2 separate regions of the Homo sapiens genome follow, and region 2 is linked to region 1. A link is an interaction called in ENCODE POLR2A ChIA-PET data of the cell type or tissue named here. Cell type or tissue: PC-3. All regions are shown on one strand. Each heading gives the region's core, and the rest is flanking DNA. Links, peaks and the distances in the headings are about the cores only. Region 1 has its middle 37 kb from the start of NOG. Region 2 has its middle 48 kb from the start of C17orf67.

Region 1 (2,909 bases), core at 263-2,762:
GCATGTGTGTGTGTGGTGATGGCAGTGGGGCAGGGGGGAGTGTAACAATTTTTTGAGTGACTGCTTAGTGCCTACACTGTCTTGCAAGGTGTCCTCTTATTTAATATCTCTTATTTAATCATGCTGCTTCTGGCCAGGCGCAAGCGGCTCACACCTGTAATCCCAGCACTTTGGGAGGCCAAGGCAGGCAGATCACATGAGGTCAGGAGTTTGAGACCAGCCTGGCCAACACGGTGAAACATCATCTCTACTAAAAATACAAAAATTACCCGGGTGTGGTGGTGGGCACCTGTAATCCCAGCTACTCGGGAGGCTGAGGCGATTCAAGGAGAATTGCTTGAACCCAAGAGGCAGAGGTTGCAGTGAGCCGAGATCATGCCACTGCACTCCAGCCTGGGCGACAGAGAGAGACTCCATCTAAAAAAAAAAAAAAAAAGATTGTCTCCTGGAGGCCTGATTATCCCCATTTTACAGAGGAGGCCCCAGAGGCTCAGAGATGGTATGTAATTGTTCCCAGTCATGTACCTAGGTCTGTAGCCTCAGAAGCCCAGGTGGGAATATAGGAGGGAGGGAGGAATGTTTCCAGAGGACAACAGGGCAAGGGCCTAAGCTATTTCCTCTCTGCTATTTCCTCTGCCCATTTTCTTGAGCAGAATGAATTTGAGGAGGGGATGACAATAGCAGCTGATCTCTGATTGTGCCCAACAAGTGTCTTGGAATTTTGGATCCTGCTATAGAGGAAGCCAGCAGTTCAGAATGGGCTCTGCTCTGCCCGAGCTGTGGACGGCCATCCTTCCTAAGAACCACAGGTTTTAATAGATGAGCCCCTGCTTGTCTTCTTTGATGTTCACAGGCCTTGAGTCCTTGTCAGCATAATGGCCCATAAAGCCAGAAAATGCAAGAGAAGGGAGCAAAAAAGAGTATAGACTTTATTATTATTATTTTTTTGAGACAGGGTCTCGCTCTTGCTGCCCAGGCTGGAGTTCAGTGGCGTGATCTCGGCTCACTGCAACCTCTGCCTCCTTGGTTCAAGCAATTCTCCTGCCTCAGCCTCCCCAGTAGCTGGGATTACAGGCGCCCACCACCACACCCAGCTATTTTTTGTATTTTTAGTACAGACAGGTTTTCACCGTGTTGGCCAGGCTGGTCTGGAACTCCTGACCTCAGGTGATCTGCCTGCCTCGGCCTCCCAAAGTGCTGGAATTACAGGTGTGAGCCACTGCACCCGGTCAAGAGTGTAGACTTTAGAGTCCAACCAATCCATGCTCAAGTCTTATTCTGCCACCTTCCAACTATATGGCTTCAGACCAACCCTGGCTCATCTTTAAGCCTCAGTTTTCTCCTCTGTAAAATGGAGATGAATCTCATTTACTGTAGGAGTGAACCAAGATGAGGAATGAGGAAGTGCCCTGCATGCAGCCTGGCACATGGTAGGGATCCAGGAGATGCTGGATTGTTTTCTTCCCGGTAGAGAAGATGTGTAGTCGGGAAACCCTTGGCAAAGGACAGTCTCAGTCTTCCCTGACCCCAGCTGCTCAGACCCAGGAGATGCTGGACTGTTTTATTCCTGGGAGAGAAATGTGCGGTCAGGAGACACCTTATCAAAGGACAGTCTCACCCTTCCCTGCCCCCAGCTGCTCAGAGTTAAAAGCAAGAGACATGCACCTCACAAGCACTAAACATCACATGGAGAGAAAAAAAACAAGTAAGAAAGGGAGAAGGCAAGACAGATGGATGAGTCCGGATCTGCAGAGCTTTGGTCATCACCAGAGTGATGCTCAGAGCTAGCTGCCCCCAGTGGCTGCTCTGCAACAGAACACACCCAGAGGCATAGAGGATGTTTCTTATCGCTCCAAGCTCTGCACTGGGCCTGAAGGGGGCTGGGATCCAGTTTTGATGAAGGGACACGAGGCCCTTGCCTTGCTGGCTGCAGAGGCAGGAAGAGCCCACCGGGGTGGGGCTCCCCATGAGGCTGTCTGGAATTGAGGAACACAGCCCACTGCGGATTCCAAGAGCCAAAGAAACGAAACTCTCCAAGCTTACAACTGTGGAGAAACACTTCTTCAGTCTGTTTTAAATCAAAATCCCCACGCTGACACTTGGACTCCATTCAACCATTAAAAAGTTCCACTAGCAAATAAACACTTAGCCAAATATTTGCTCCTATGTGTTTTCAATAGTAAATGCCAGCTATATTGCTCATCTCTGTATATCACCCTGGTGGCCCACCCCTGGTTGTCTGGAGCTAAGTGGCTTCTTTAAAGACAGGTGGAAACTCCTTCCAAACTTCCCACCATGGCAGCCAAGAGGGGTGGACTCAGACCCTGGTGGAAAAGAAAAAGTTCCCTCCCACCCTAAAGGGCAGACCAACTTAGGATCGTTCCGTGAGATTTGTACTTACATGTAGCACAGACCCCACAGCCCCCGGGCCCCAGAAACGTATTTCTGCTTTCCCCTCCTCTCGTGGGTCGTGCTCCTACCTTCCCCAGTGCTCAGTCACCAGCCCTATAATTGCCAGCACACCTCTGAGAGGTGGGTCAGGTTTTATAGCTGCTTCCCACCCCATCTTCTGGCCCCCGAGGACTTTAGGGGAAGGTTTAGAAACTGGGAAGGCAGAATGGAGATGAGAGTGAGAAGGCAAAGAAGGGCTTCAGCTTTCACAGGTACAAGGGTGTTTGGGACCTTAAGTTACACAAAACACAAACACACACACACACACACACACACACACACACACACACACACTACCATGCATCATGCCACACAGCAACCACAGAATTGGCTAGCGTTCCTTGGTTGTAAGCAGCAGATACTGATGGGTTAACTTAAATGAAAAAGAGAATTTATTGGAGACATTAAAGGGAGCTTATAAGAGAAGAGGTGACAAACTTAGGTTTGGAAAAGACAAG
Region 2 (2,909 bases), core at 142-2,641, 160 kb before region 1:
GTTAGTAGCTGGCTCAATTATCAGATTGACTGTCAGGTGGCATTATGGCAGTGCTTGTGTTCAAGGAACCCTTCTTTTACTTAATAATGCCCCCACATTGCAAGAGTAATGATGCTGGCAATTCAGATATGCCAAAGAGAAACCATAATGTGCTACCTTTAAGTGAAAAGGCGAAGGTTTTCAACTTAGTTTAGAAAAAAAAAACGTGTGCTGAGATTGCCAAGATCTGTGGTAAGAACAAATCTTCTATCTGAGAAATTGTGAAGAAGGAAAAATAAATTTGTGCTAGTTTTGCTGTTGCACCTTGAACTGCAAAAGTTAATGGCTACAGTGAAAAATGCTTCGTTAAGATGGAAAAGTTCTAAAACATGTGGGTGGAAGATGTGAACAGAAATGTGGTCGGCAATTGGGTTCAGTACTATGCTTGGTTTCAGACATCCACTGGGGGGTCCTGGCATTCCCCGTGGATAAGGGAGGTGGCTGTTGTTTGCTGGAGCAGTAGCTGAGAGGCACAGACAATTTCAGTGTACTGCATCTCCATGCCTAGCTCATTGCTCTGCGCATAGGTAGCACTCACTAATATTTATTTGTTGAGAGGTGAGTTCTTTCCATGTCCTGCCCCGCCCCACCCCAGCACCGAATTGCAAACATGGTACGATGATAACTCTTTCCCTGAGGCAGGGGGTTAGGGATGGCTCAAGACAAGGCATTACTGGAAGCTTACTTAGCAGGAGGGGTAAGAAGCCGTCTTCCAGGTGGAAAAGGGGAGGAAGGGCATTTCAGTCCGAAGGAAAAGCTCTTTGCAAAGGTGCACTTTTCTATACCACCTGGACTTTGTTCCAAACCCTTACTCCTCCTTCCTCTGGCAGCTTTCTGTCATGGACAGTGCTCTGATGCCAGATGCTGGCTGGCCTTGATTGCTTTTGGCTTCTGGACCTGGTTTCTTGGTTTGTTTGTTCTTTGCTTATTTATTCCCTATGTGTTAGGCACTGCACTAGGTACTGGAGACGACTCCTGAAACTCCCACTTAAACAGAGGCCAGTACGGAAGAACACATTGTATGCTGAATGTTAGGAAGGAGCAGTCAAGATGACCAGGTATGTGGCCATTGACAGGTACCCCACCCAGAGCTGCTTGTCAGGAAAGGCTCTAGGAAGAGGGGGTACCTTCAGTGATTTGTCAAGGAATTAGCTTGACAAAGGAGATGGAGGTGGGGATACAAGGCAGGGAAGGGTGGGGGTAGAAGGAGTGGCACAGGATGGAGGTGGAGAGAGTTGTTGCAGGCAGAGGCAGCAGCAAGTGCAAAGACCCTGAGGTGGGGAAGGAGCAGGTTTGTCCTAGGAGCTTCCAGAAGGTCACCGTGGCCTTCCCTAAAGAGTGAGGGGACAGTGTCTACAATGAGCCTGGGAGGCAGGCAGGGGCCAGGTTTATGGGCCTCACAGACCTTTGTAAGGAATTTGGATGTTATCCCAATGATACAGGGAAACAGATGGGCGTGGAGGCAGGAAGCCACAGTGAGTTCTCTGATTTCAAATCAGAACATGACTCTACTCCCACGATCCAGCAAGTGTCATACAGCCAAGTTACCCTCCCCCAAAACCTGTAAACTCACCGGAGAGCAAATAAGCTCCTGCTTCAGAGGTTCTTCAATTGATTAAAATCGACAAGTTATTTCTTGTGAGGTTCAGTTTTCAGGTGGTTGAAATCTCTCTTTCTCTTTCTAATTACATGTGGGCCCTGCTTTTCCTCCATCCAGGTCATGTCAATATGTGTCTTGTCTTCTCTTGTGGTTTAATGAGTAGCTACAGCTTCTGTTCTCAAAGTGTGTCCCCCAGACAACCTGTTAGACATGCAAACTCTCAGGCCCAACTCAGATCTTCTGTTACCAGAAAGGAGTCTCGACCCAGACCCCAAGAGTGGGTTCTTGGATCTCATGCAAGAAAGAATTTACAGCAAGTTGCAGAGTGCAGTGTAGTGAAGATAGCTTATTAAAGACTGCTCTATTTCAGAGTAGGCTGTCCTCCAAAAGCAAGAGAAGGAACGCCCCTACCTCAAATACAGTGCTTGCTTGTATAGGATAACAGAGCTGAAAATAATGGCCTTATGTGCTTTACTACAAAGGCTCATGACAAGCTTGTGACAGGCTGTTAGTATTGTTATTCTCTTGTGTAACTATTGATTTTTGCAAAAATTTATGAACCTACTATTATCTCTAAAGCAAAACCTATTCTTAAACTAAGAATGCTTTTTGTTCTTAAGATATTGGGACATCAGGAGATTTCCTTAAGTTCTGAGTCCTGTTCCATTAGTAAGCATCATTAATCTGTTCCCTCAGCCATAAACATCTTGTGACTAGGAGTGCATAGCCTCCTGGGATTGTAACCCAGCAGGTCTGACTTTCTTCAATTCTTATTCAAGATGGAGTTACCCTGGTTCGGATGTCTGTGACACTTCTGAATCAGAAACTCTGGGGCTGAGGCCCAGCCATCTGGATTTTCATAAGCCCTCCTGGTGATTCTGATGCATGCTGGAGTTTGGGAACCACCAGCATAGAGCTTCCTGAAGCTTCATGTGTGGAAAGAACCTCAGGCTGACAAGAAACAACAGATGCTATTGAGGTTGTGGAGAAATAGGAACGCTTTTACACTGTTGGTGGGAGTGTAAATTAGTTCAACCATTGTGGAAGACAGTGTGGCAATTCCTCAAATATCTAGAACCAGAAATACCATTTGACCCAGCAATCCCATTACTGGGTACATACCCCCCAAAATATAAATAATTCTATCATAAAGATACATGGACTCGTATGTTCATTGCAGCGCTATTCGCAATAGCAAAGACGTGGAATCAACCAAAATGCCCATCAATGATAGACTTGATAAAGAAAATGTGCTACATATACACCATGA

The links. Peaks named below come from ENCODE experiments on the same cell type or tissue, not always from the same donor. Only the 100,000 strongest peaks of a DNase experiment are listed, where the experiment ranks them.
Region 2: POLR2A ChIA-PET joins it to region 1 with 5 read pairs; 1 of 35 experiments calls an interaction of 5 or more read pairs at or near these places.

What each region holds. Positions count from the first base shown.
Region 1 is chr17:56,628,903-56,631,811 of GRCh38, reverse strand. No RefSeq gene overlaps it. Among named protein-coding and RNA genes, the nearest start is that of NOG, 37 kb to the right of the region's middle. In PC-3, for the core only: CTCF peaks have their summits at 1,588 and 1,788; a DNase peak (open chromatin) is centred at 1,811.
Region 2 is chr17:56,784,187-56,787,095 of GRCh38, reverse strand. No RefSeq gene overlaps it. Among named protein-coding and RNA genes, the nearest start is that of C17orf67, 48 kb to the left of the region's middle. RefSeq lists an enhancer at 1-607. In PC-3, for the core only: no CTCF peak of the experiment used is centred there; DNase peaks (open chromatin) are centred at 665 and 1,485; H3K4me3 peaks cover 1,723 bases; H3K27ac peaks cover 2,500 bases.